Regions from separate parts of the Homo sapiens genome. Here region 2 is linked to region 1. The links are chromatin loops, found by intact Hi-C in ENCODE. Cell type or tissue: PC-9. All regions are shown on one strand. Region 1 overlaps IL1RAP (interleukin 1 receptor accessory protein). Region 2 overlaps IL1RAP (interleukin 1 receptor accessory protein).

Region 1 (4,000 bases):
CAGAGTCAGTCCTCTATCCACTGACCTCAGGTTCTCAGGTCTTACTCAGCCCCTTGGTTTTTATTTTGGAGATTTTACATATAATTTCTTCCCTCAAACACTCCGCCCAATTTGATTCTTCATGTTGACAAACATCTCAAACCATGTTTTCTTTTCCTTCTGTGCTACAGCAAACTCGCTACTGATCCTTTCTTTGAATATAGGAATTCATCTTCAGACAGATCACTTTAAACTTCCTCATAGCTAAATATAGTTCCTGAGATACATCTTGTAGTATACCCTATGGAGAACAAAGACATAGGGTCAGAAGACCTGGTTTCTTGTCCTAATTCTGCCAGTGTGACCACCATTATAAAACTGCCACCACCATAGGAACTACCAGTACCATTCACTTAATTGTGAGTGTTTTCTATACGCCAGGTATTAAGTGTTTTACATTTATTATCATTTTCACTCTTCATAATGCCTCTTTCAGATAGCTTTATTATGGCCCTCATTTAACAAATGACGAGCATGAAGCATAGATAAGTTAAAAGATACCCACACAATTACACAGCAAGTCAGTAGGAGACGGGGATTCTAACGCAGATCTGTCACTCTCTAGAGTCTGAAATTTAATGCTGACTGTGACCAAGTCACTTTCCTGCTTTGGGATTCAGTTTTATCACGTATAAGAAGGTAAAACCAGATGATCTGTAACCCTGTCCATCTCTATAATATGATGGGTTTATAATCCATGCTAACTTCAAGAGTATTTTCTAGCCTGACTCTGAAAAATATAAATCAAGCCAGTTTTTCAGAGAAAAGAACGGAAGTGGGTGGGCACTCATTAATAGAAAGTAGAACAAAGTGAGTAAGCAAGTGAGACTCTTTCATGAAAAACATGACATCCTTGATTAGCACCTCCCAGCATCGGAAGGCACATATCACAGCCAAGAGGCAGCGGGGTAGATCACATCTGTCTAAATTAGAGAGTGTCACTATATAGTCCTGTTTCCAGTGGAGACTCCGAAGCTACCTTCATGCTTAACTTTCCCTCACAACACCCACTTTTAAAAAGCAGAGGAGTCAGAAATGTCAAGCTGTCCTCGAAGGCAGCTCCCTGGGGCATTAGCTGCCTCTGTCTTATTAAGTATAGTCAGGCATGACTCAGCTCCTCCATCAACTGTCTGGGAAGGAGAACATTTCATGCTGGTAGAAAATCACCTTAAGCAGAACAATGGAAGGCATTTAAGGTAGACAATTAGAGTCAGGTTGCTTATTGCTCAAAATCAAATCACCCTTTTCCTATTCTAGATAGGAGGGCATAATCACGGCCAATAGGGAAACAGGGCTGTCTTTGCTTAGAACACATCAGAGCCCCCTGTCACCTCCAGTTACAACTATCAGCCACTGAGACACCTCTTCTGTCTGGGTCACAAAGCAAGGTGAACTGTGGCTTATGGCATGTCCTTCAATCAATAAACCCTCAGTGAAAACTTACCACATGCAACAGTTTATGTTAGGCTCCAACGAGGGATAAAGATACAAGGAAGATATAGACTGTGCTCTCAAAGATCTCACTGTCAAGACTGGGTGGAGAGTCAGGCAAACAACCACAACACAAAGCAAAATGAAGCAAATGCTAAAAGGAAAAAATAAAGATGCAACGTGTCATAGGAGGGCAGAAGGCACTTTTAATTCGGACTTCAAGATGGGTGACACTCATCGGTGCCTTCACAGAAGAGATGGCATCTGATTTAAGTCTGGAAAAAATGCATAGAATGTGCACTGACTCCTCCTCCAAGGGGAGGAGTCCAGGCTGATGTGAGCCATGATGAGTTAGTCCATGAGTCAGCCGGGGTTAGATCACAGGGTGTGGGATGATTTCACAAAGCATGAGAATGGTAAAGGGTCAATGAGACTAGGGTCAATCAGGGTAAGAACAAACTTTATCCTTGTAGCAACTGAGAGTCACTAATGGTACTTAATGAATAAAGTGACTTTTTTTTCTTTTTTTCTTTTTTTTTGGAGTTGGAGTCTCACTCTGTCACCCAGGCTGGAGTGCAGTGATGCAATCTTGGCTCACTGCAACCTCAGCCTCCCGGGTTCAAGCAATTCTCCTACCTCACCCTCCCAAGTAGCTGGGACTGCAGGCACACACCACCATGCCCGGCTAATTTTTTGTATTTTAGTAGAGACAGGGTTTCACCCTGTTGCCCAGGCTGGTCTCAAACTCCTGAGGTCAGGCAATCCACCCGCCTCGGCCTCCCAAAGTGTTAGGATTGCAGGCGTGAGCCACCATGCCCAGCCTAAAGTGACACATGTTAATGATTAGTATGAGCAGAAGCAAAAGATAGGCTGGGCAGTATACTTGTGCCCTGAAGCTGTCTGATGGGTCACACACACATGCAACTCCACATGTGTCAAGCATGGAATTTCTTTACCCATTTGTTATTAAACGAAGTCAAATGGGACAATTACAGCAAACGGGCTGAGGGGGTGGGGAGATGCAGTGAGGCTAATGGCTTCTGATGTGGTCCTTTTGCTTGACAATGGTTAGAGTGGGCACTGTGACTGATCAAGTTGAGAAAGACTGCATTGCCTGGCACGGCCCCTTTTTCATCCCCTAATGCCCATCATCATCAAAGATAATACATGAGGCTGTAAAGAGGGAAGCCACTTTGTTACAGTTTGTAGGATGTAATCATCCACAGTCTTTATTGTTTCTCTCTTCGGGGCCTCAAAGTATTTTAGTAACCAGAAACCTCAATGAGTGACAACACTCTGCAGTATAGCACACCATCTATACATCCCTATGGCACTCGGGACATTATTTCGTGGGTTATAAATATTTGGATACCTGAATTCTCTTTCCAGCTACTCAAAAGCTCCTTGTTAACAGGGCAATGGTCATTTTCATCTTCCTAGATCCCCACTGTGTCTGAAAAAACCTAGAAGTTCTATAAACATACTGAGTAGACCTAAGAGACTATAGGAGATCCAGTGATGGGCCTGGGAGCAAGATTTTTAAAATAACAAGAAAATTAAAGGTTAGCAAAGACAAGCCACAAATCAGCTATTCAATGAAGAACTCATTTTCAGAATATATAGAGAACTCTCAAAAGTCAAAGAAAAATATCAGGAACTTAATTAAAAAGGGACAAAATATTTTAACAGACACTTCACCAAAGGAGATATACATATGACAAAATGGTCCAAATTATTAGTCATTATATAAATGTAAATTAAAAATCACACAAGATACTACTGTAAAACTATTAGAATGGTTAGCATTTTAAAAAATGGAAAATAGCAAGTGTTCATGAAATGTGCAGCAGCTGGACTCTCATTCATTGAAGACGGGAATACAGAATTGAGTATAGCTACTTTGGAAAAGAGTTTGGCAGCCTCTTATTAGGTTAAACATACCTAATGACCTTACCATATGACCTAGCAATATCAGTCCTAGGTAACAAAAACTTGTGTTGAGACAAAGCCTGTATATAGACGTTTACAGCAGCCTTAATCATAATAGCCAAAAACTTGAAGCAATCACATATCCTACAACTAATGAATGAATAAACAACAGTGGTATATCCATACAATGGAATGTTACTTGGTAACAAGGAATGGACTTCTCAAACATATGATAATATGGATGTACCTCAAATGTGTTATGCTAAGTGAAGGAAGCCAGACCAGTACAATTCTATCTATCTGATATTCTGGAAAAGGCAGAATTATAGGAGCAGAAAACGATCAGTGGTTGCTAGTGACTGGGTGTGGGGGGACGGCACAGTGGCAGCATGAGAGAAATTTGGGAGGATAATGGGACTTTCTGTACCTAAACTGTGGTGGTTTTTACATGGTTGTATGCATTTGTCAAAATTCACAGACTTCTTACACCAAAAAACTCAATTTGACCATATGTAAATAAGAGTGAATAAAAATAAAAATAAATTTTAAAAGGTTAAGTTCCTGCCTCTTGTTTAGAGACTTGGCTTTACTTGTAACAACC
Region 2 (4,000 bases), 52 kb after region 1:
GGAAACTAAGTCACACACATATGCAAAACTAGCAAATCTCCTTGCTTCTGTTTGGCTGACCACTAAACTCTATTGTTTTGAATCAACTAACTTTCAAAACATAGCTTGATGGTTTCTGTAAGCGTTCATCACTGCTAAATAAACTGAATAGGCAGTGTACTTGAAAGCACATTGCACAAGCAGGCAGGAGACTTGAGTTCAAGTTTCAGTGTACCTCCAGAACAAAGGCCGCAGGGTTGATATGTCAAATGAGTAAACTGAATGTGATAGCATCTTTAAGCTTCCTCAGGACTACTATTCATGTTTCTAGTCAGCTCTTAGCAAATAGAACTTAGGCAAATACAGGAAATCCATATACCCTGCAATACACAGTACAGACTAAGATTCCTATATTTGGGACCTTTGTTGCTACCAAGGCTCTCTGAGACATATTTTAAACAGAGGACTCTCATTTTCCTAAGCCCCACACTTCACTTTGCTGGTTTTCTTTTTTTTTTTTTTTTTTTTTAATTCTCTTACACTTTATCTTCTTATCCGGATGACATCTAGAAAATTAGACAGGACCTCAGAAGTCACTAATGTTATTTGGAACACTATTTGGGAAGTAAAGGCCCAGGGAGGAGAGGTGACTTTCATGAGGTCAATAACTCACTAGTGGAAATGTGAGAAGATGGCTTTTGATTCCCAGTTCAGGCCTGTCTACCAACTCTGAAAACTATTAAGAAATATAACTGCCCCCTAAAAATAACATACCATTTGTATCCAGGAAAAAGAGTCATGTCTGAACAGGCAATGGTCCTATATCAAAAGAAGACAGCTACTCGGGCCCAGAAGCAATGATCAGGCTGCAAAAGGAGCTGAAGTTGCTGTTCTTTTCCCACGACTTTGTGAAGATTTATGGTGTACATGGGAAATCTCGGCCCAAGGTCCTATAGGCAGCACTGGATCGGATCTCTAAGGAGTCCCTACAGCTATGAAGTTCTTAACATCTTTATTTCCTGGGAAGAGCTGGACTGACCTGACTTAAAATATCTGGTGAGTTTCTGAAGCTTTTCTACAAGGAATGAAACTTCCTAGTTTGAAATATCCAAACATGATAGATTTGAGCAAAGCATACCGAGCTGTAACATTACATTAAAAAAAAAAAATGAAGTGGGCTGGAGATTATGGAAGTCTCTGTAAATCCTGAGGGGAAAGATCATCTTATTTAAATACTGTCCATTCTTAGTTGCAGCACCGATCGGTAGGACCCACTGCCAGTTTTTGTATCTTTCTTTTTATTCTTTCAAATCAAAGCTGTTAATCAGCTGCTGGAGACTTCCTAGCATTGCAACACTCTTTCCTTCAAGAACCAGAGAACTGTCTCAATCCTGACATTAAATCAAAGGATTATCATATTTGACTAGCAGAGCTTTCAGATGAGTAGTAAGCCAATTAAAAGAAAAGAAAAAATAGAAGAAAAAAAAAAAGGAGTTTTTCACTCCTGACCTCCTGGCCTGCAAGCAGCTTTCCTTTGAAACGGCAAGAAGAAACGGCTCTCAAAGATACTTTCTCATATGCTGCCAACCGCAAAGGGAGTATTTTTCAGGGGATGCTTGTCTGGCCTGACTCGGACTTGTTTCAGGGTGTGTCATCATTCCTGTAAGAGGTTTGGCCTGGGCAAGACTGCATTCATTAGGAATTATTTCAAAAATCCAGAGCTGGCAGCCAGTGGGAGGTTTTTCTACACGGATGTGCACCTCCCACGTGCTCTGGTCACAGACACGACTGGGCTGGTAAGAGGGCCTGACGGAACCGTGCCAGGCCCAGACACAAGTCTTCCATTCTGACACGGAGTGCTGCCAAGTGGGAAGGAACCACATCCTTCCTCATCCTAAGTCCCCTTCTTAAATCGAGTAGTTGTTCAGACAGGGGAAGCACAGGGGGGAGGGAGGAGGAGACATCACTAGTTGGTGTTAATTATAACAAGGGGAAACCTTTATTCCCAATATAAAGTTTCTAAGTGAATTCAAGACAGAATCTCAAGGCCGGAAAGGCCTTTAAATGTCATTTTGATTCAAACTCCTTTTTCCAATATTCAAATCTCCCTGTGACATCCTTGCCAACTAGATGTCTAGGCCCTCTTTTAATATCTCTAGTGATGGTGAACTCATTACTAATGTAGTTTTCATATGGCCCTAATTGTAATAAATGTCTCTTTATGTTGAGCTGGACCCAAATCCCTTGTCATGTCAACCTACTTATCCTGGATGAAGTCTTTCGAGCCATGTTGGGCCTACGGTTCCCTCTTTCACAGACACCTATGGGCATTCAATACAGCAGTTCCAGTATTTCAAAGCAGCATTTCCATAACGTCATGGAACTTACTTTCAAAACTAGGAGACTAGGGGTTTTTGAAAGTATTTGTTCCCTTACTCCCCTCTCCAACCCTCAAAGTGAGAAAAACATACTGAGGAAATGAGAATGTCATTAAAACAGAAGGAACTATCATCAATTGATTAAGGCATCTCCCATGCTGCCTGAGCCGAAAAAGGAAATTGAAAAAGGAGAAAAGGAAGCAAGAAGAGGCCAGAAACGCAAATGGGCTGGCTCAGTCCAAGCTGAGCTTCTAGGGAACTGTCAGACACATCAGAGTACTAACTAAACGCCTGTTATAAGATGTTCAGCTGTACGTGCAAGCAAACTGGATAGGGGCCATGGGATGCACGGCACGCCTCAGCACAGGGAGGCAAAGCACGGGGTTTCATCATGAGCTTTACAGCCATATAGACCTGGGTTCAGGTCCTTCTCCACAGCTGTACAAGCTACTTAACCACATTGACTCTCAATTTCCTTATTGGTGGACAGGGTCAGTAAAGCACCTCACATGGAATTAGACAAGATGATTATCCCAGCACTTTGGGAGGCCGAGGCGGGCAGATCACGAGGTCAGGAGATCGAGAACATCCTGGCTAACACGGTGAAACCCCGTCTCTACTAAAAATACAAAAAATTAGCAGGGCGTGGTGGCGGGCACCTGTAGTCCCAGCTACTCGGGAGGCTGAGGCAGGAGAATGGCGTGAACCCAGGAGGCGAAGCTTGCAGTGAGCCGAGATGGTGCCACTGCACTCCAGCCTGGGCGACAGAGCAAGGCTCCATCTCAAAAAAAAAAAAAAAAAAAGAAAGATGATTATATGAGGTAATTTTGTAAAGCACCTGGCACACAGTAAGCACTTCAACTTGTTAGCTATTATCCTTTTTTCCCCTCATTACTAGAAGACTTGCCTTTGACTCTCTCAAACTAGAGCAATTAGGCCAAAACTCATGTGTGAGAACCAAGACAAGAGAAGCAGCATGATACCAGAAAGTGCACTATGCCAGAACTAGAAAGCCAGTTACAGGTAGGTTTGGCTGACTTTATAAACACAACATATTCCTCTGAGGCCTTTCTGCAAAGCCAGAGGTTTAGCCTCTTTGGCCCCAGCAATCTAGTATTCTTTGAGAACGATTACACGTATTCCATTTAATGGCTGCTGCGAAAGCTTGATTTCTATATGCCTCCTCCTGTTCCCCTAAGTCCATGTCTCAATATCATTAACTACAAAAACCCTAGATTCCCCACAGCAAGAAGCTGGGGTAGTCACCCGATTTCATGTGCCCTAGGGATCTCTTTAGGGGTGCAAAACCCTGCAAGGGTGCATTGAATGGAGGATATATTACGGTTTCTTAATTCACTTGCTGCTGGCTGTTGAAGTCTTAGGTGATACAGCACTGACTGTAAGTGTGTGTTTTACATAAGTCAAGACAAGTGAGTAAGTTCAGCTGTGTCTTGACAAGTAGGAAGCCAAGAGATATGGTTGGTTTTTAAACATTCAGGAGTATGTGCCGGGAAGTGCTGACAGGGAAGACTTATGGAATGCCCTAATTCAAAGATGTGTAGATTTCCTGAGGGTGTTAAGGTATCCACTCAGGTATGCTTTTGTAAAGAACCCTTTCCTCTTTACCCTGTGTTTGGTGTCCT

What was found. Peaks named below come from ENCODE experiments on the same cell type or tissue, not always from the same donor. Only the 100,000 strongest peaks of a DNase experiment are listed, where the experiment ranks them.
Region 2: it touches region 1 in a loop (8-fold over the local background); 5 of 110 quality-filtered maps call a loop at or near these places.

The regions. Positions count from the first base shown.
Region 1 is chr3:190,583,822-190,587,821 of GRCh38, reverse strand. The region is part of intron 3 of IL1RAP (interleukin 1 receptor accessory protein); the gene reads right to left. Among named protein-coding and RNA genes, the nearest start is that of IL1RAP, 72 kb to the right of the region's middle. RefSeq lists enhancers at 1,815-2,348, 2,349-2,882. In PC-9, no CTCF peak of the experiment used is centred here; DNase peaks (open chromatin) are centred at 1,151 and 1,811; H3K27ac peaks cover 1,585 bases.
Region 2 is chr3:190,531,422-190,535,421 of GRCh38, reverse strand. The region is part of intron 1 of IL1RAP (interleukin 1 receptor accessory protein); the gene reads right to left. Among named protein-coding and RNA genes, the nearest start is that of IL1RAP, 19 kb to the right of the region's middle. In PC-9, no CTCF peak of the experiment used is centred here; no DNase peak of the experiment used is centred here.